Linked DNA regions of Homo sapiens: region 2 is linked to region 1. A link is an interaction called in ENCODE POLR2A ChIA-PET data of the cell type or tissue named here. Cell type or tissue: IMR-90. All regions are shown on one strand. Links, peaks and the distances in the headings refer to the core of each region. The heading gives the core; the rest is flanking DNA.

Evidence for each region. ChIA-PET counts read pairs that join two places held together with the same protein. Peaks named below come from ENCODE experiments on the same cell type or tissue, not always from the same donor. Only the 100,000 strongest peaks of a DNase experiment are listed, where the experiment ranks them.
Region 2: POLR2A ChIA-PET joins it to region 1 with 5 read pairs; 1 of 35 experiments calls an interaction of 5 or more read pairs at or near these places.

The regions. Positions count from the first base shown.
Region 1 is chr15:51,185,814-51,202,631 of GRCh38, forward strand. All of the region lies in intron 1 of MIR4713HG (MIR4713 host gene), which reads left to right. Among named protein-coding and RNA genes, the nearest start is that of MIR4713, 48 kb to the right of the region's middle. In IMR-90, for the core only: a CTCF peak has its summit at 7,048 (motif pointing left); a DNase peak (open chromatin) is centred at 7,028; H3K27me3 peaks cover 1,307 bases.
Region 2 is chr15:50,993,780-50,998,779 of GRCh38, forward strand. AP4E1 (adaptor related protein complex 4 subunit epsilon 1) reads left to right here. Exons shown (of 21, transcript NM_007347.5): 18 at 3,547-4,104. Among named protein-coding and RNA genes, the nearest start is that of MIR4713HG, 41 kb to the right of the region's middle. In IMR-90, for the core only: no CTCF peak of the experiment used is centred there; a DNase peak (open chromatin) is centred at 3,072.

The sequences.
Region 1 (16,818 bases), core at 4,481-9,480:
TTTCCACAAATGCAATCTTGAAAATAAACACATTGAGTGAACAAGAACAAAAGAAGATCCATTCTCGATGCTGATCACTGCTGAGAGGTTTCCTCAGCTGCAGGGAGATAGGAGATGAGCGGATGAGCAGATCATCAGTGTGAAATGCTGCTCACGGGTGCTGTTGGGATTGGATCCAATCGGAATGGCATTAATGGTGCCCTGGCCCCTGTACATACAGAAGGCTCAACAACTAGATACCCGTGAGCTACCAGCGGGCCTTGAAAATTTAGGAAGCTCATCTCCCAGTTGGCAAGTCAAAAAAAGCCCTGGTTTCATGACTTCTGGAGCTTCCTAGTAAAAGAACCCTGTGGCTCGATTGTCACTTCATCCTGCAGAGATTATCGTCAATCTTTTCCCATCTTCTTCAACCAACCACCTCCTTTTGATCACTGCCTTAGTTTGGGCCCCCCCGGAAGTAGATGCTGAGACAGATTTGAGCATAGGCAATTTATCTGGGAGGGGCAGAGAATGTCAGTAGGGGAGGGGGAAATGGGGAAGTGATTCAGGAAGGAAGGCAGCCAACAAAGGATGCAGTTCCACCAGCTCTCATAGCAGGCAGATGGAGCTTAGTCCTGTGGGGAAGCTCTGGAAACCAATATCAAACACACACCTCAGAATATTACCACCCGAGGGAGAGGACGGGGGTGTTTATACAGCAGCTTCCAGGTGCATTGGTAGAAGTCTGCTCCCTAGGGGTGTTAATTCTCCCCCACTTCTGGCTTTCGTTGCATGTGAGTTGAGGGGTTTTCCACAGTTTTGGAAAAAGTCCCAGGCACAGGCATAGAGACACACAGTTTGAAGTTGGCTGAAGTCCACTGAAAGGTCTGAGGGATGTGTCTGGGACACTAACAGCCTCTTTTTTCACCATACGCACGGCTTCAGGTGAGCAACTCCCTGGGAGTTAGAGTGATGGGGCCATGTCTGAACGGTTTTCTCCTCCTAGTATTTTCCATTTTTTTGTTTCACCACCATCAAGTTACCACACATCAGAACTACTCCCCACACACCCCCACCTCCATTCCCTGGGTGTGAGTTCTTGAGAACTGCAAAGAATTGATTCCTTGCCTTTATGGGGGAAGATGCCGAGAATCATGTCTTGACAGCTCATGCATGAACCACCATAGGGACCCCTGATCCCAGCTGCCCCAGGAAGCAGCAGCTGTCTGCTGGCAGCAGGACATCAGTTGTTGTGGGTGGTGATGCTCCAACCCTGGCTTCCTTCTCCGGAGTATGCAGCCACAGAGACGTGGCAGATCAAGAGTGCTGTATCAGTTATGCTGCCTTTAGCGGCAATAACAGAAAACCCCAACTTGAACTGGTTTAAGCAATACAGAAAATGTATTTGATTTCACCAAACAGGAAATTTGAGGTAGAGTGCCCCAGGTTAATTCAGGGCCCCTAGTACTTTCCACCTCCTCATCTTGCTATCTGCAGCATGGCAACTTTGTTTTCTGGTATCTCCATTGTTTGCCAGGTGGCTGCTGCAGGGTCAGGTCTCATGCACATAACACAGGCCTTCCAGACCCAGCTACTGTGGCGTGGAGGAAGCCCACACCACCCTATACAAGGAGACCATAGGGAGAGGCCAAGTGTAGATGTTCTGCCCAGTAGCTAGCTGAGATCCCAGCCGACAGCCAGAACGTGAGCAAGGACAGCTCCAGGTGATGCCAGCCCCTGTCATCCGTCAGTCACCCTCAGCCATTGAGCTTTCCCAGTGGAGGGTCCAGACATAATGGGGCAGAGACAAGCCACCCCCATGGTACCCTCTCAGAGTTACTGACCCACAGAATCCGAGAGCTTAAGAACATAGTGCTTTATGTCGTAAAGTTTTAGGGTGTTTTTAAAGCAACAATAGAAACTGGAACATTGCTCCTGGTGGCATTTGCTTTGTTTCTGAGGAAAATCTGAGGGGAAGTTAAGGGGCTTTCGATGTTCATTACCTGCCACTGTTCATGTCTTAGAGAGGGGCCCAGAATCACTGGTGGATAGAGAAAAAGCTGGCCCGGTGCCCGGACACGTGGTAGGGGCCAGAAAGGCTTCTTTTTCATGGGTAATGTGTTCCATTATCCTGGAGACACCAGGAGAGGGCTTTCCAAGAAAGGTTATTGGGATCAGGCCACATGTTGGAATACCCCTCAAAGGATAGTCTCAAAGGTTTCTGAAGACTCCCAAATCCCAGAATCTCATTACTTCTCCCGAAGCCCTTGCCATTCTGTTCCAACTACCACCGTCTCCTGTCTGAGCTACTGTAAGTGGCTGCTGAGTGATTTCCTGCGTCACCCCTGCCCCACTAGACTTCATTGTCCATGAAGTGACCAGAATAGTTCTTTTACCTAAGCCAGCCCGTGTATTTGGTCTGCTCAGGACCACCTTCGAGTCACTCAGCATAGAAGGCCCCTCTGGGTCTGCACCTCCTGCCTCTCTCCAACACGTCTCTAACATGCGTGCCCTCATCCACTTTGGTCCAGCCACAATGGCTTCCTGTTGCTCCTCAAACATGACAAGTGTCCTCTCACCTTAGGGCCTTTGCACCGCTGTTCCCGCCATCCAGAATGTTCTTCTCCCAAAGAGCTGCATGGCTTATTCCCTCACCTCCTTCAGGTTTTACACAAATGCCCCTAAATGAGGCCTTCCCTGACCACCCTAAGTACACTTGCACACTCTACCCCCACCCCTGGCTCTCTGTATCCTTTCTCTCTCTAATTTTCTCTACCAATCTTATCCCTAGCTAACATACTATATGTTTTACTTATTTATGATGTTTAGTATCTAAATGCTCCACTGAAATTATAGCCCTATGGAAGCAGGGATTTTTGCCTGTTTTATTCAGCCTAGAACAGTGCCTGACACATAATAGGCCCTCCATTAATATATGCTAAATGAATAACATGTCTGACCTCTCCTTATCATCAGTCCTACATTTCAACTTCTGGCTGGACAGTGCTGCCCGAGGTCCTGCCAGCATGTCAGATCCACCCTCACATCCTAGCATCTAGGATCAGGCCTCTCAGCCTCCTCCACACACAGTGGGGCTGATTGGCTTAGCCTGGGTTTAAATCCAGCTCCTTGTCACTTCCCAACTAGAAAGACGCAGTAACATGCACCCCCTCATGTGGTTGCCTTTAGCATGTGATAAATGAGGAATGAAACGACAGGACACGCTGCTCCCTGGGCATCCTGCCTGGCAGAGAACAAATGCTTAATAAATGCCAGCCATTACGACTGCCATCACTAGCTACTTCTTCTCTTAAAAGAAATTCCTGTGCAGGCATGGTGGCTCACACCTGTAATCTCAGCACTTTGGGAGGCCAAGGTGGGCGGATTGCTTTAGCCCAGGAGTTCACAACCAGCCTGGTCAACATAGAGAAACCCTGCCTCTACAAAAAATACAAAATTAGCTGGGCCTGCTGGTCCCAGCTACTGAGGAGGCTGAGGTGGGAGAATTGCTTGAGCCCAGGAGGTGGAGGTTGCAGTGAGCCAACATCATGCCACTGTATTCCAGCCTGGGTGACAGAGAGAGACCCTGTCTCAAAAAAAAAAAAAAAAAAAAAAAGAAAGAAAGAAAGAAAGAAAGAAAGAAAGAAAGAAAGAGATTCCTTATGCATCTTTGTTCCTGTGGTTAAGAATTGTAAAATACTTACTTTTTGCTTTGGTAAATTAATGATAACTTGACTTATTTTTAGTTTCGTTCTATACTTCACCTTGGGAGGGTTACAATGTGTTTTTTAGGTCATGGGAAAATAATAATGATGAATAGTGCTCTGTTGATCAAAAAACCCAAGAGCCACAAGCACTTACTCAATGCATCCTCCACCAGAAGCTGCAGTCTCTCGTGGACAATAACAATGAAAATAGCTGCCATTTATCACATGTTCAGGGCAGAGGTGGTACCAAGAGCCTCACGTATATCACCTTACTTAATTTTCACACTGCCCTTTCCCAACCCAGGAAATAGGTACTGTGGTATCACTGACATTTTAAAGAGGAAGAAATGAAACTTGGGGAATTTGTTAATTTGCCCAGACCACAGAACTAGAAAAGGGACCTAGTTCCCTTTCCTAGGAGAACCTCTATTAATATATGCTAAATGAATAACATATTTGACCTCTCCTTAGCATCAGCCCTACATTTCAACTTCTGGCTGGACAGTGCTGCCTGGAGGTCCTGCCAGCACGTCAGATCCACCCTCACATCCTAGCATCTAGGATCAGGCCTCTCAGCCTGCTCCACACACAGTGGGGCTGATTGGCTTAGCCTGGGTTTAAATCCCAGCTCCTTGTCACTTCCCAGCTAGAAAGAGGCAGTAACATGCACCCCCTCATACGGTTGCCTTTAGCATGTGATAAATGAGGAATGAAATGACAGGACATGCTGCTCCCTGGGCATCCTGCCTGGCAAAGAACAAATGCTTAATAAATGCCAGCCATTACGACTGCCATCACTAGCTACTTCTTCTCTTAAAAGAAATTCCTGTACAGGCGTGATGGGACAGGGAAAGAAGAACCTAAACCTCAGTCCTTCAGGATCCTGTGTTTGCGCCTCCCCAGTTAGCCACATTGTTTTCTTTTTTTGCACCACCAAATTCCAGCAATCCAGTTTGGTCCCTCAGCCCCTGGGCAGCCCATGATGGGGCCCGCAGCTCTGGCCTTGCCACAATCCTTCCCTGCTCACTGTTTATTGCCTTTGGGCCAGGCAGAGTTCCTTCCAAAATCCACTCTGCCTTCCGCTGTCCATGCCAACCCTGGCCAGGAAGCGGAGGACAAGGCCAACCTGGGCCCTGGCCTCACGCCTGCCCTATGAGGTCCACTGGGCCTCCTGCCAGCAGATCATGGTACAGTGAAGAGGGGGCCTTCCTCAGGAAACCCAGGGGCCACGCATCTGAACCTGACCTCTTCCCATGTGATAGAGGATAGTCTTTTTAAATAAGTAAAATCATGGTTCTCATGGAAATGTACAATGAACACATATCAAAGATTTTATTTAACTCCCTAGTTGAACGAGGGAACTGGTAAGATGTTACAACTGGTTCAAAGAAGTCAAAACAACTGCAAGTTTATATGGCGTAAAGAAATGTTGAAACAATTTTATGTATATATTTGAAACTTGCTTTATTATTGGGAGGGGGCACAGAAACCAAAACGTTCTGCTGTGAGATTCAGCCACATTGTTGTATGTAGTTGAAGTTTGTCATTCTCATTGCTGTCTCAAAATACAATGTATTCACCCATTCTGCAATTGGCAGACATTGGGGGCAGTTTCCAATGTATGGTTCCAGCACATACCTTTTGGCCAACAGAGGTGCACATTTTTATGGGGTCTTCTTAGTCTTTAAAAGAAAAGTGGTCAGTTGTTTGGCCAAGACATTTTCTTGACCCAGGCTTAACAGATGAATCAGCCTGTTATCTCCTTTGCCATAATCAGCAATTTTTCTTTTGTACTTTCTCTTCCTTGAAGTGCACCATTCCATCTGCAGGATTCTTCAACATTGCTGAGCAAGGCCAGTGGCTGTCCTGTTATATTTTTAACATATGCAGGTGACTTATTTACATCCTGGCTACAGACTGGCTCAGGGGTGAGGGGACGAAAGCAGCTGCCCGAGCTGGCCGGTGAACCTGGACACTCAGCTGTCCAGCCAGCTGACGCTGTGACTTTCTCCCTTCAGACACTCAGTTGTGTTTTTCCACTCCGGAAACAGTGATTTCTACCCCCTGCCCTTCTCTGTCTCTTGATGGGAAATCTATCGCTAGTTGGCCTCGCTGTCCCTTGCTCTGCTCCTGAAATGGATACTAAAAGCAACTTATTTCTGAACCTGTGCTTTTCAGCTCACACTTCCACATCGTCCCTTTCTTTTGTCCCTTTCTTTTCTTCTCTGCCCGCATGATGGGCTGGCCCTTGGCAAGGTCTTTACTTTCACTGTGTTTTCTTTCTTTCCCCAGAGTCTCCGATCCTGTCTTTCTCAGAGGTGTTTTCATTGTTGCTGTTTCTCCTCCGTCTCTCATCCCCTCAGGCCTCGTTAGTCACTTCCTTACCTGTAAATATTTTTTTTTTTTTTTTTTTTTTTTTTTTGCCGGTGGTTGGGGGGGAGGTGGGGGAGGGGGGTTAGTGGACTTCCTTTCCCCAAAGTGCTCCGCTCTGACTCCCATCAGTAAGGCAGCAAGCCCAGACCCGTTAGTGGCCTTCCTTTCCCCAAAGTGCTCCGCTCTGACTCCCATCAGTAAGGCAGCAAGCCCAGACCCCGGCATGGAGCAGGTCAGGCAAGAGATGTATGCAGTGACTTAATAAATAAAATAGAATGGAATACGAGAACCAACAGAAAAGAAGCATGTAGAGCCGCTGGTCCTGAGGATCAAAAGAGCAGCAAAGATAGGCCTTCAGCTTTGGTGCTGAGCTTCCTCATAACAGGGGCAATCAAAGAAATAAGAGATTACAGTGTTGATAATAGATAAATGATAGAAAATAATTGTAACATTTTTGAAGGAGCGTCTTATTAATTTTTCTGTCTTCTAAACGCTTGTTTGGGTCAGGGCCTTAAGCATAGTAGATGCTCAATAAATACTTGTTTAAAGGATGAGTTAAAAGTAAAATCACGTATTATTGCTGGCTAATATGTATTGAGTACTTACTACATAGCAGGAAATTTCTAATTTGTTTCACCCAACAACCCCAGTAGGTGGGCACTATGGTTCTCCGCTTTTTCAAATGTGGAAACCACAGAGTAACTTCCCCAAGGTCACAGCTCTTCAGCGACCAGGTTATGATGTAAACTCAAGTGCCCGGATTGGAGCCAGCCACTAGGGAATCTGAAATGATGGAGCAAATGAGCATTTAGGGGTATTTTCATTTTACCAGACAGTAATACCAACCTGACTGGCTTTTTACTGCTGGCCCCTGGCAGGCAGCCCAGTTCAGTGAGCAGCCCTGCTAGAAACCAAGGCAGGCAGGCTCCCCTCTACCGGGAGCTGCCCGGCTTCAAAGCCGGTAAACCTTTTCCCTATCTGCCCCCTGCTGGCGGATGTGAGCATAGCAGGGCTCTCTCCCGACTCCTTGCAAGAGCACCCTGGAAAAGAGAGCGAGGCTGAGTGAAACCCCGGCTGCTGCTTGGGCTTCCGTAATTGTAGGGGAGTGGTGAATTGCCATAACCCCAAACTGGGACCTGGGCTCTGACATATAGGAATGTCTTAGGATGGGCTGGTTAAAATTGGTTGCTCTCCTGGCAAAGCTAGTTTGTGTAGTCACTGGATGTGGGGTGGAAACAGTGGGGCTTGGGGGAGGACGGTGGGGAATTAGAGATCATCTTTAAAAGCATTGGAACACCATTCAGGGGGCTCTGGGTTCTTGTCCAAGGGTCACCTACTCCAGCGGCAGGTATCCTGTCTGAAGCTGTGTCCTAATTTGTAAAAGGAGGCATTAGACTACATGACGTCTAATGGTCCTTCGATCTGAAATCTCTACCTGTAAGCTCTTTAAAGATTCCTCTAAGCAGGTCTCCTCGCTGGATCTCACATTCTCTCCCCAAAGGTCTTCCCCAGTGCCCATACCACATCTCCAGCCCTGCTCACCTGCATCCCCCTGTGGCCAGACAACTTGCTAACTCCAGCTGCCCACCCTGACCCCCAACCTGAGCCAGCTTTGTATGAGGTCCCCAGGCCCTGTTCACTAAGAATGGGAATCTTATGGTTCAGAAAGAAACTAGCCTGTGCTTCTTGGTCTTGAGGCCAGTTTGCCTCTCACTTCCTGACAAGTCCAAACCCAGGACAGCTGAGACAGCGAGAGCTATCAAGAAATGAGGGGAAGGGAGCTGCCGGCACTTTCTGTTGAGCAAATGGCTGAAGTTCCCAGAAAAGCTGGAGCGGAGGAACTCTGGGGAGGCACATAAAGTTGTTGTGGTCCAGGAATGGATGCCTGAGGAGCCCAGAAATTCCCAAGGGAAATGTTGTAGGGGTCGGAGTTCCTGTGCCAGCAGGGGTGGGAGGTACAGCCAGCCGTACGTGACTATTGCTATTAATGTGACCTCATGTTCAACCCTGGTGTTTTCTAAAGAAACAAGACTTTCCAGAGAATTTTTGTATTTATTTTGGGGCACCCATATATACACATATATTCAGCCTCAGCAGAGCCTAAGGCAGGGTTCCTGGGGTGAAGGACAAATTATTTTTCTTAGTTTTCAACCCATAGGGACTGACACTTTAAAAAATGCGATAAAAATAAATTATTAGAAAATGAAATGAAGACCACCAAAACTAGTCTCTACTCTTCCTTCCCTTCCCTTTTTCTTTCTTTCTTTCTCCTTCTTTCTTTCTTTCTTTCTCTTTCTTTCCTTCTTTCTTTTCTCTCTGTTTTTCTCTTTCTTTCCCTTTCTCTCTCTCTTTCTTTCTTTCTCTTTCTTTCTTTCTTTCTTTCTCTCTCTCTCTCTCTCTCTCTTTTCTTTTCTTTTTTCTTTCTTTTCGACAGAGTCTTGTTCTGTCACCCAGGCTAGAGTGCAGTGGTGTGATCTCAGCTCACTACAACCTTCACCTCCCAGGTGCAAGCGATTCTCCTGCCTCAGCCTCCCAAGTAACTGGGATTACAGGCATATGCCACCAGTCCAGCTAATTTTGGTACTTTTAGTAGGGTTGGGGCTTCACCATGTTGGCTAGGATGGTCTCAAACTCCTGACCTCAAGTGATCCACCCCTGGCTTGGCCTCCCAAAGTGCTGGGATTAGAGGTGTGAGCCACCATGCCCAGCCTCTACTCTTTTTCATGAGGCAAATCCTCTGGTGATGTGCTTAATGATGTGGCTGTTGTCAAATTGCTGTAAATTTTCTAGACACCGATTTTGTATCTATGTTTATCTCACCAGGAACCCTCAAACAGTTTGCAGACTAGCCCCAGCCTATGGGTACACTTTGAGAAGACCTGGTCTAAGCCACTCTTACTTCTGTATTCTCTGGAGATGAAGGACATCAGTGGGGATAACAATTTTTAACAAATAGACAGTTTCCACAAAGAGGAGAGGAGTATTCATAGCACTTTATTTGTCAACTTTACAAATTACACAGTCACATTAAAGGTACATTTTGTGTGCAGATGACCATGGCATTCTGAGGAATAATTGAGTTTCTCGGCATCACTAGGACTATTGTTTTCCTACTTTAAACTTGGACATGCTTCATGCTTAGGATACCAGACAGTAAAAAGTACGGGAACACTAGCACATTACAAAATTTTTATAAAACTGTACTTTACTCACCCTAAAAGCCCACATCCATGTTACTTTATTGAGAAAAACATGTCCAGAAATGGCCACAAACAGGGGCTGTCTCTTATGGGACAGTAGTCAACTCATCACCTATCTTTCCTATTTTCCACTTATTTTCAGCTTTGAATTTTAATAACTGCATTTCATCCGTTTCTGTTTTGATTTCAGCTACAAAGTGAATTACATTTTTTAAATTAGAAAATAAGGATTTCACATTATATTTAATGTTTTAGGTACATTAGCAATCTGGCTTCAAAATGATCCTCTTGTTTGGAAACACCCTGAAAATATGAAGGAAAAGACAGTCCTAACCCCCTGAATGAAGTGTGATTTTAATGGAATAATATTGGTTTTCAGTAGACATACCAGAACTTCTACGTTAAATTTAGGGATCATACTGTTATTCTAATGATGCTGCCACTGCTTGGAAGAATTTTGGAATGGCTTTTTTTTTTTTTTTTTTTTTGGAATTGCCTTCAGTGGACAATTTTGAAGAGAGATGAATAAGAAATAGTGTTGGGCTGTGCACGGCAGAGGCCACTGGCCTAAAAGGCTCCATGTGAGCCAATGATTTCCTAACTTCCTGTGTTCACAGTGTGCTTCATGCTACTACTGCCTTTATTAAAGTAATCAAGGACCCCAAACACGGCTAAAGACAGTGAAAGTTATGATGAAATTAAAGTGTAGTCACAGTGTAGTTACAACTACATGATGAGGTTGTCTCAGAGGGTTTCCAAAGGCACACATAGTTGTGACTCTATTCATTTAGTCACCTGGGTCACAATTTGAAAAGAGTCCTTGCTGTCCTGATCAGGCTCGCTTTTTTTTTTTTTAATCAAAGACGAAGTTCCTGCATGTCCCCTGGGTGTCCTTGGCATAGCTGCCCTGTGTTCCTGCCCCTTCCTCTTAGGAGTCACAACCCCTAAACACTATACCACATCACACCTCGCACTTAGCTCAACTCCGAAATCATATGTAATAAAATTCATTTCACACGTGGGTCACATGTGGATCAAGTGTGATTGCACCACGGCGAGGGATTTGCGGTACCAGTAGCTGCAGCATAGGAACTGAGCAGCACTAGTCCCAGGTAGCTGGAGACACAGCCTTAGATAGGAGTCTTCCTCAGCATAGCGAACAGGGACACACGTTTCTTTATTGTAAAGCACCAAAATTATAGATACCAGCCAAGCATTAGAGGATTAACTACAACAGAGATATCATCCAGGTACCATGTCCAGCACCCTGGGAAGACAATAATCAACCCTCCTGAAAGAATGTGAGGCCGGGTAGCTGGTGGGAACCTTTGATACACATTAATAAACTTTATCATTACAGTGATATGTAATGATCATATTACATTAATGATTACATTTAATCATTTGAGACTTACGGAAAGAATTGTAGTGGAATCTTTTAGATATGTGTAAACTAACAACATAATTTTAGGATTATACTATGTCAATTCAGGTGTAGGTAAGACAGCCAGTGAAAAATTATGTGAAGCAAATAATTGGAAAACTTTATATATATGTTTCAAAATCTAGCTGAGACCTCCAAGGATAACTGGGCTCCTAAATAATGCCATTTTGCCTTTGATGTTGGGGCAGCCCTGTGGTTTAGGATCTGGCTTCCATGGGTTTGTCTGTGTCGTGCAGACGATCCAGTGGTCTAGAAGTTCTGGCCAACATGCCAAGTCTCTGGCACACATGCTTCAGAGGGTCCTGGTGTGAATCTACTTTAGTTTCTTGTCCCTCCTCTGTCCCATCATGTAACCCACTTTCTTCCTCTCACCTGCTTTCCCTATGTGACATGCCCTCCAGTTTCTTCAGCCCACATCCTCCAGCTTCATCCAGCCATTTTCCCCACCATGGTCATTCCGCATCTGCTGCCCTGTCTAAACCATGGGAAGAGACAAATCTGGAGGAGAGGTAAGGGATGATGGAGGCACAGATCACAGATCTAGGAACTGGGGGTAGAGAGGGGAGAGCCAGTGGCAGAGGGGCCAGAGACAGGAACGGGCAAGAGTGTGAGCTGGGCACTTGAAACAGGGCTTCCTCTCACTTTATAATCTTCCCTGTGCTTCCCAGGGTCTATGCATTTGCACCTGCACCTGCATTTGTGGCCAGGTTCAGGGCACCTTTCCTAATCCATCCCTCAATCACAGCAAAACACCCTCAACTGTTGGCTCCACTTTGTCTCTATAAATGGTACCTCAGTAATATGAACTGAAACAAGTTATTTAAGACCATGGGTTAACAAATAAAGGGTTTTAGCCAGATGATAACAAAATTACTTTGCAGACATATTGCATTTTCCAAGAAACCACACAATATATGTACACCACTCATAAAGAATTTCTTACTTAAAATAAATGTAAATGAACTTGGCTTCTGGGACAACAAACTATTTAGAGCTGTGGTTAATCCCCAGCATTTAAAGGATGTGGGGTAAAAGATGGAGTCCTGACAGTGGCTGTGGGAAGTAGCTTTTCAAGCCCAAGTTGAGGCTACAGGATCAGTTGTTTGGACAAGAGAGACAGAAGCCAGGCTGTGTAGCCAGGTCTGAGGAGTCCAGCTAAGGAAGGCAAGGGTTTGGCTATAACAGGGACATCTCACCAGCTTCTTGCCTAGTCTGGCTGCTGGGCATAGCTACCACTATCTAGATCAGCCTGGGCAACAGGAGACACTGTCTGTACAATTTTTTTTTAAATTAGCTGGACATGGTGACTCGTACCTGTATTTCTAGCTACTTGGGAGGCTGAGGTGGGAGAATAGCTTGAGCCCAGGAGTTTGTGGCTGCAGTGAACTATGACTGCACCACTGCAGTCCAGACTGGGTGTCAGAGCGAGCCCTCGTCTCTTAAAAAAAGAAAAAAGTCAATTTTCAACCACCTCACACCCATCAGGCTGGCTACTATTTAAGAAAACAAAAACAAACAGAAAATTGCACTGTTGGTGGGAATATAAATTGGTATAGCCATTATGGAAAACAGTATGGTAGTTCCTCAAAAAAAAATGAAAAAGAGAATTAGTGTATGATCTGGCAATTCCACTTCTGGCTATATATCTAAAATAACTGAAAGCAGGGACTTGAAGAGATGTTTGTACATGAAAGTTTGTAGCAGCATTATTCACAATAGCCCAAGTGCATATAGACAGATCAATGGATAATAAAATGTAGTATATGTATACAATGAAACATTATTCAGCCTTAAAAAGAAAGGCTATTTGGACACATGTCACAACATGGATGAAACTTGAGGACATTGTGCTAAGTGAAATAAGCCAATAAGGACAAATCCTATGTGATTATACTTACGTGAGGTATCTGGAGTCATGAAATTCATAGAGACAGAAAATAGAATGGTGGTTGTCAGGGGTTTGGGAGGAAGGAAAAATGAAAATGTTTGCTGGGTACAGAATTTTAGTTTTGCAAGATGAAAAAGTTCTGCTGTGAGTGGTATACAACAAGGTGAATGTACAAGTACCACTGAGCTGTATAAAAAATGGTTAAGATGGTACATTTTATGTTATGTATATTTTGTCACAATTAAAAAGTTTTTAGAAAGGGAAAAAAAAAGAGGGTTACGTCTTCCCATCTGTGCATCTCACGACTGTGTTATTACTGAGAGCTCGATGCCAGTCCCTTAGAAACACAAGGATGACTTGAAAACTTATGTACCAATTCATTTCCTCCAATTTCCCCCCTAATGAATAGAACCATAGTTCATCAGGAAAAAAAAAAGTAACTTTAATATAGGCCAACTAGACCAAGGCTGGCCCACGTCCAGACCTCAGAGGAGGGAAGTGCTGAAAAAATCAGCTTCATTCATCAATGGGCAAGGCATCTTTTGCCATTTCTGCCTTGCCTTGCACAGGCAGGCTGAGATACGGTCTTGCTTTATGGTTCAGGAGAGAGGGCCAGAACCAGGCTGGCAGGGCCCTCTGCTGGGAGGCGGCCTCCAGGGCTGAACTGAGATTTAAACCCCATCCCTGGGGTGGTGGCACCACTGCAGAGGCAGCAAACAGCCCTACAGCTGGCAGCCAGTAGCCTGAGCTTCCTGGCAGGGAAAGCTAGACTTTACTGAGCACAGCCTGGACTGAGAATAGGGAGGCCGAGCTTCCAGTCCTCATATTGCCCTAAATAGCTGTGTGGCCATACACAAAACGTTCTTAACTTCTAATACCTCAGGGTTTGTAGATGGTGGATTGTGCCCACTCTAGCCAGAAATTTCCATTAAGCTATGAACGTAGTAAAATCATATAAAGAATTTCCCCGAGACCCTGAGATATGATTAATTTCCAAGAAGAAAAGGTGCCGTTCTTTCATCCTAAAGAAACTTAGTCATTTTTATTTCCAGAATCTGTATGAGGGTCTTTGAAGCTCTGACTCATTTGAGACATTCAGATGTGAAGTCTGGTCTGATGGTAATTTTAAGTGAGGAAGAAAGCTGGTTATAGAGCAAAAGTTTAAAGAGGAAAAGAATACTAAGTGCGGGCATCAGTTATGTCTGTCTTGTGTGATAGTAAAATGAACACAGGACTTCAAGTCAGAAAAGCTTTGTTCAAGTCTCTCTTATTGCCCCTCCCACACCCGCCCCAGCTGTCCTCTCATCCTCCAGGAGCCATTCTCCGTGCAGCAGCCAGAGGGATTATTTTAAAACATATTAGGTCATAACATCCTCCGGCTTAAACCCTCTAGTGAGTTCCGACTGCACTTAAATGGCACATACACCAGCGGTGTTCTGGTAAGTGTTTAACAACTGGCTCTCTTGGAGGAGAGATCTGGGAGAAGAACCTGGGTTTGTTGTATTTGCCAATTATCATGGTGTAAATACTCCCACTATGGCCAATTTCAAGCTATCAATTTGACATTAATCAGCTCTTAAAACCCTGAAAACTTAACAAGTGGCTCTCATGAGCTAGAATGAGCCAGATCCAGCAACTCTTTCTATTTAAAATCCAGCTTCCTTCTGAGACCCTCACGGCCCAGTGTGGTTGTCCATCTTGCCAGCTTCACCTTGTTTCATGTTCCCTCTGATCATGACACTGCAGCCACTCTGCCTGTGTCAAATATTCCGTCTCAAATATACACCCTTAAATATTCCAAGCTTGATCTCACATGAGAGCCTTCTCACTTGCTGTTCCCTCCACCTGGAACTTTCTTCTCTAGATCTTGACTGGTTATTCTTTGTCAGTTTGATCTTAACTTCAATATGTCAGGGAGGCCTTACCTGAGCATCTAATTCCAAAATAGAGCCCCGTCCCCCATTACTATCTCATTACCCAGTTTATTTGCTTCATAGCCCTTGCCACTATCTGAAATGATGTGTTTCATTATTTGTTACCTTATTTGTTAGTTCTGTTTTGACATATAGAGTGCAAAGTTATAGGCACTAAGAACAAGGTCCAGCACATAGTATGTGGCAATAAATGTTTGTTGAAGAAATAAATGATTAATAGGTCAAAAATAAATTATTTCTGCTATAAGATGGAGTTATTTAAGCAGTAGAAAATTCCCAAATTCATTCTGACAACTTATAAAACTGGTTTCAAAGTTTTTTTTTTTTTTCAGTTGACATAGTTTTCTTTTGATGTGGAGAAAAGTATACATGCACTTTTAAAGACCAGATCAGGAACAGTCTTCTCTTCAAAATGAATGATTTGAAAGACCTCTAGGCCAGGGAGAAGGAGGAGGAGGAAGAAAACAAAAATATGTAATTGGCGTATTCATTTTCCTAAGAGCCACGTGAAGAGAAGAGGACCAAAGGAAGAGCAAAGAAAGGAAACAGACATTCTCTGAACATCGTTGCTGCCCCTTACATGCTGGGTTCTAATACTCAAGATCTGCCTAATGGAAGAATCCTGTGGGGCATGTGTTTCACAGATGAGTAAAACTAGGCTGTAGGAGGTTAAGCAACTTGCCCCAGGACACACAGCTGGTAAACAGTAGAATTTAATTCTAAGTAGACCAAGTTCAAACTTTTCCTGATTATGTATCTCCTATATAATAGGAGGTAGGGTGGCAGGAGGGTCTCCTCCAGAGGAAATTCTATGAACAAAGAAACCACATGAGTAATGATGTCAGATACCTAACAGAAGATTTTAATTATGGTAATATCCATTCTTAATTCACTGGGATGAAAGAAGAGACACATTTTCATAGTTTGAATCCTTATGAGTAAAGAGTTTGATGGGAACTTCAGAAGAGTGGAAAAAGCACTTTTTTTTTTTTGAGACAGAGTCTCACCCAGGCTGGAGTGCGGTGGTGCAATCGCAGCTCACTGCAACCTCTGCCTCCCAGGTTCAAGCAATTCTCCTGCCTCAGCCTCCCGTGTAGCTGGGATTACAGGCACCTGCCACCACATCCGGCTAATTTTTGTATTTTTAGTAGAGATGGGGTTTCACCGTGTTGGCCAGGCTGGTCTTGAACTGCTGACCTCAGGTGATCTGCCCGCTTCGGCCTCCCAAAGTGCTGGGATTATAGGCGCGAGCCACCATGCCCGGCTGGAAAAAGCACTTTTAGTTGATCACTGTATCAAAAAAAAAAAAAAAAAAAAAACCAGGATTACAGTGATAATTTTCTAGTGATTTATTTGAGCAGGATAAAATCCTGTTTGGTAGCTTCCATATTTGTCACAGCTGTTGTGGCTTGATGGACTTAACAGTCTTGGGACACATGGCTACTTGGGTTGGGGTGTAGGTTGGGGACATTTATGCAATAGAACAGTGTGCAAGGGAAGACGTTAATTGTCTTCCAAGTGCTTCCACTTAGGGGCATAGAGGAGTTATAATCTGTGCAGGGCTGCAGAAGACCTGCCCCAATAAGGCTGAAGACTCCACGAAGATAGGGTGCAGAATGTGATCAAGAGGGGTCTTGGGTATAAAGCATGAAGATAAAAAAACCTTCTAGACTAGATCAGCGCTTCTCAGCCTTTAACATGCAACCAGAGCGCATGAGGATCTTGTTGCAGTGCAGATTTGGACTCAGCAGGTCCAGGTGGGGCCTGGGCATTCCTATTACAACAAACTCCCAGGCGGTGCTGCTGCGACTGCTCTGGGGATCACACAGCTACACATTTTGGCTCACCTTGCTACTCAAAATGTGGGCCACCTACCTCAGCATCAGTGTGACCTGGGAGCTTGTTAGAAATGCAGAACCTCAGGCGCTACTCACACCCAGAGTCAGAACTTGAATTGTATCAAAATCACTAGGTGATTCACACATTAATGCTTAGACATTACTGCTCTAAAAATTGAGAAGTGCCAGTCTATTCTGGGGGTGCAGTGGGTCAAATGGGGGCCCCCAAAAGATAAGTTTACATCCAAATCCTTGAACCCATGAATCTGACCTGATTTGGACAAAAGGATCTTTGCAGATGTAGATTAAAAGCCTTGAGATAAAATCAACCTAGAATACTTGGGTGAGCCCTATATCAAATGCTGTGTCCTTAGAAGAGAAGGTGGAGGGAAATTTGAGACAGAAGAGGGAAAGATACAGACAGAAGAGGAGGAGGCAATGTGACCACAGAGGCA
Region 2 (5,000 bases), core at 1-5,000, 200 kb before region 1:
AATGACACAGCTTTTTATATTCCTGAAAGAGAAAATGCAGTTGGCTCAACTTGAGTCAGGTGTTCTCTGTAGCCCAGTCAGTGGACAAGGGTCAGGCTCCAAATAAGGTTACAGGTATGACCACAGCCACTCTCACCCCTGTGGGTGGACGGGGCAGTTCTCAAAGGGAAGGGGGATGAATAATAATCGTTCAACAGTATTGATATATCTTTGTAAAAAGTACTCCTCAAAATTGTATTACATAAATTCTATTCTCCCAGAACATTATTCAGCTCTAAGAATGATCAATAATATTGCTTTGTAAAATGAAAAAATACTTAAATGATATATTAAACAAAAAGTACAGAGTATAAAGTTTTATTTATGCCTTGTTTATACCTAAGGCTGAAAGGAATTATACAAAAATGATAATTATATTCAGATATTAAGATTATGATTTTTAAACTTTTTATACTGAGAAATTATTTTCATAGTAAAAGAATGACAAGTTGGAGTGAAGGACAGGTGCTGTTTTTGAGCATCTGAGAATACCATGTAATGTATCCTCCTTTTGGTGGCTAATGAACCCACCTTGTACAAAATTTTGATTAGAGTGACATCCCAGGTCTTTCATCCTCCTCCTCCCATGGTGAAATTTCCCCTTCATTCCTGTCAGTACCAGGCCAGATGGTATACCATACTATATACTCTTTATCTTTGTCTCTTTCTTTTCTAGACTCACCAGTCTAGATCCCATTTCTGTCAGACTTGATATTTTCTCTTAAGAAAAAACAGATTCAGCCTAAAAATATTAATAACTAATGTATCTTAATATTTTCCGAGTTGACATTTGCAGATCAGCAGTAAAGTGACTGATCTTGGGTTTTTGAGTTGTTCTGGCAGGCTGTGATGAGAGGGTGGGTACCAGTGGAATGCTTGGTAAGAGCACACCAAAGTCAGATTACACCCAGGCTCATGGAGCCCTGGTTTGTGAACCTCATTGCTGGTATAGAAGTATTCCTGCCTATTTAACAAGTGCATAGCTTTCAGTTAGATTTTTTCCTTAGGAGAACATTCAGGGTGATATTAGATTTTTTGTGGTGAGTTTGAAATCGGAAATATTATTAGGATGTTTTTTCTGTTAATGATGCTAAATCCTTTTTGACTTACCCCTTATAATTCCCCCTCATTCCCACCCAGCTATCACTGAAGAGTAGAAAAAGGAGTGTATTTCTCTGTTTTATGAGACCCTGAATTCCGTAAGGAATTGTGTTGTAACTTAGATGCATAAAGAAGGAGGAACAGTTAACAATGACATAAAATTAGCATGTATCCTCTCACTTCTCAGCCCCGACCCTTCCTCTGATACTGGGGCAAAGCAGACAGGATTGGGACTAACTGAATGTGCTCCTTCTGTGTCATGCCTCATTTTGGATGGCTGTTTTTCTTCAGAAATCCTGTTCCCTACTGATTTTTCTTACGTTTAGCGTTCTCAGTTTCATACATCAAGGCTCTATTGATGTATTTCATTTTAACTAGCTTTTATTTTTAGGTCTGTGATCCATTTTGAATTAATTTTTTATATCACTTTAGAAAGGCCAAGGTTTATTATTTTTTTCACCCTTGGCTTATTTCACCTTCTTTTTTTTTTTTTTTTGAAACAGAGTCTTACTCTGTTACCCAGGCTGGAGCGCAGTGGCATGATATTGGCTCACTGCAACCTCCGCCTCAATTCGCCTGTCTCAGTCTCCCCAGTAGCTGGGATTACAGGCATGTGCCACCACGCCGAGCTCATTTTTATATTTTTAGTAGAGATGGGGTTTCACCATGTTGGCCAGGCTGGTCTCAAACTCCCGACTTCAAGTGATTCGCCTCCCTTGGCCTCCCAAAGTGTTGGGATTGCAGGTGTGAGCCGCCATGCCCGGCCTCACCTTCATTTTTAAGACATTTTTTTCTGAGTATGCAGTGCTAAACTGTTTCTTTTCTTCAAGCATTTTAACAAAGATGTCACTACGGTGTCTTCTGGCATGTATAGCTTCTGAATAATAACAGATTGACAATGCAGAAGAAAAGATCATTAAACTTGAAGACAAAGTAATAGAAACTATCCAAAATGAAACATAGACCAAAAAAAAAAAAGACCAGAAAAGACCAAAAAAAGAAAAAAGGAACAGAGAGCATCAGTGACTTGGGGGACAGTAACAAGCAGTCTAATATACATCTTTTTTTTTTTTTTTTTTTTTTTTTTGAGACAGAATCTTGCTCTGTTACCCAGGTTGGAGTGCAGTGTCACGATCTCAGCTTACTGCAACCTCTGCCTCCCAAGTTCAAGCAATTCTCCTGCCTCAGTCTCCCGAGTAGCTGGGATTACAGGCATGCGCTACCACGCCTGGCTAATTTTTTTTTTTTTTTTTTTTTCAGTAGAGACGGGGTTTCACCATGTTGGCCAAGCTGGTCTTGAACTCCTGGCCTCAAGTGATCCGCCTGCTTCAGCCTCCCAATGTGCTGGGATTACAGATATGAGTCACCATGCCTGACCTCTAATACACATCTACCTTGAGTCCCATTACTACTGAAAATAACTACTATTTGATAGTTATTAGTAACTATCGAAAATAACTACAGTAGTTTTTGTGCCCCCTTGTTTTTGTGTTAATAAAATGTTAGTTCTTATTAGGTGACTTCTGAATTTGGAGGTAAGAGACAAAAATCATCTGTTCAGAGTTGGAAGAAGGTGTTGGGGCTTGAGGAGAGTGACAGAGAAGATAAGAAAAGGGAACTAGAATTCTGGTCAACTAGAATCATGTAAAGGATGCTGTGTAGTGTCAAAGCCCCCCGGGGGAGTGGAGGTGGAGAGTAGTGCCAGTCTGCTGCACTGATTCTAAATAGAACTTTGCTAGGCAAGGGAACACTTGAACCATCACTCCTCTTACATAGATTCACAGACCATTCTTCAGAAAGTTTGGACCAACGATGTCAAGTTTGCCATTCTATCTCCTGAATGTGTGGCAAACATCACTAGTCAGTTATTGAGTTCTTTCCTGCTGAGTGTTCCAGTCAGCTACTGCCAGTTAATTCTTGAGGTAAAACCAGTTTTTCTTTCTGCTTACTAACTTACAGGCCATGAAATCATGATTATTATAGATGACTAAAACAGAGGTTGGGTCATCCCTGCATTCAAGAGTAACTTAGGCTTATACAGAACAACTATGGCAACTCAAAAAATGGTGAAGTTTCTCACTGCTTTTTAATTTGTTCAGTTCTATACTCTAGTATTCTGAAATCTAACAAGTTTTTTGTTCATGACTGACTTTTGGACCTTATTTCTTCTTCGGATTCCATGTGTTTTTTATGAGAAATAAGATTTAGCTAATAGTTCAAAGTTATATAGCTGTCAGGATTTTAGGGCTTAACATGTTATTTATCTCTGATTCTTTACTAATTTATTCTTTATAGATAGAACCTTAGCAAATTGTTATATTGCTGATTTGAAATTATAGATGAATGTTTAAAACTCATGACTAGTAGAATGATTTCTTTTTATATTATTATGTTTTATTTTTGCAGCTGGGAAAAGCAGATACTGTCTCTCACAAGTTCAGAAGGAAATCAAAAGTCAAAGAAGCTAAAAGTGGCGAAACAACCAGTACTCATAATATGACCTGTTCTTCCTTTAGTTCTTTGTCAAATGTGGCATATGAAGATGATTATTATTCGAATACTTTGCACGATACAGGAGACAAGGAATTAAAGAAATTTTCTCTCACTTCAGAACTTTTGGATTCTGAGTCACTCACAGAACTGCCCTTGGTTGAGAAATTCTCATATTGTAGTCTGTCTACACCTTCATTGTTTGCTAATAACAACATGGAAATTTTTCACCCTCCTCAATCTACTGCAGCCTCAGTTGCCAAGGAAAGCTCTTTAGCTTCATCTTTTTTGGAAGAAACTACTGAATACATACACTCAAATGCTATGGAAGTCTGTAATAATGAAACTATATCAGTGTCTTCTTATAAAATTTGGAAAGATGATTGTTTATTGATGGTCTGGTCAGTCACTAATAAGAGTGGTTTGGAATTGAAAAGTGCTGACTTAGAAATTTTTCCTGCAGAAAATTTCAAGGTAAAATTTAAAGGTATTATTGTTTTATTTTCAGTGTATATTTTGTGTTCTCTTTTCCTGTGCTCTTTAAATGTCTCCTTCACTTTTGTCATAAACACTAAAACGAAATTCTCAAATTATTTAGCAAAGTAGAAGATTAAGGAGTAAGGATATTGAAGAATAAATGTGTATACTGCTTACTTCTTTCTCTCACCAATTTATTTTTATATACCAAGTGCTCAGACATCAGTTCTCTTTCTTCCCTAGCTCTAACAGATTGCCATTGTGATTGCTGGAAGTATGTTTAATTGCATTATTGTATGGATGTCCTTGGTGGATTTATAATGAGATTTGACTAGTATATTTATCTTCCACAAAACTGGCCCAGTTTCTTCTATGAGCTAGAATGTGTTGAATGGGATATTGTCTGGGCCACTGACCAGAGCAAAAATTCCTGATACTAGATGTGCTTTAGAATCACCTGTGGGGCCAGGTGCGGTGGCTTATGCCTGTAATCCCAGCACTTTGGGAGGCTGAGGTGGGTGGATCACGAGGTCAGGAGTTTGAGACCAGCCTGACCAACATGGTGAAGCCCTGTCTCTACTAAAAATACAAAAATTAGCTGGGCATGGTGGTACGCACCTGTAATCCCAGCTACTCAGGAGGCTGAGGCAGGAGAATTGCTTGAACCTGGGAGACGGAGGTTGCAGTGAGCCAAGATTGCACCATTGCACTCTAGCCTGGGTGACAGAGTGAGACTCCATCTCAAAAAAAAAGAATCATCTGTGGAACTTAAAAAAACAGACCAAACCCTTCCCAGTTGCTTTAACTCTACCACCAAAGCTTGAGGGTAGAGAATGAGAATAGATGACATCTGTATTTGTATTTATATTTATATTTAAATTCTTTTAAAAATT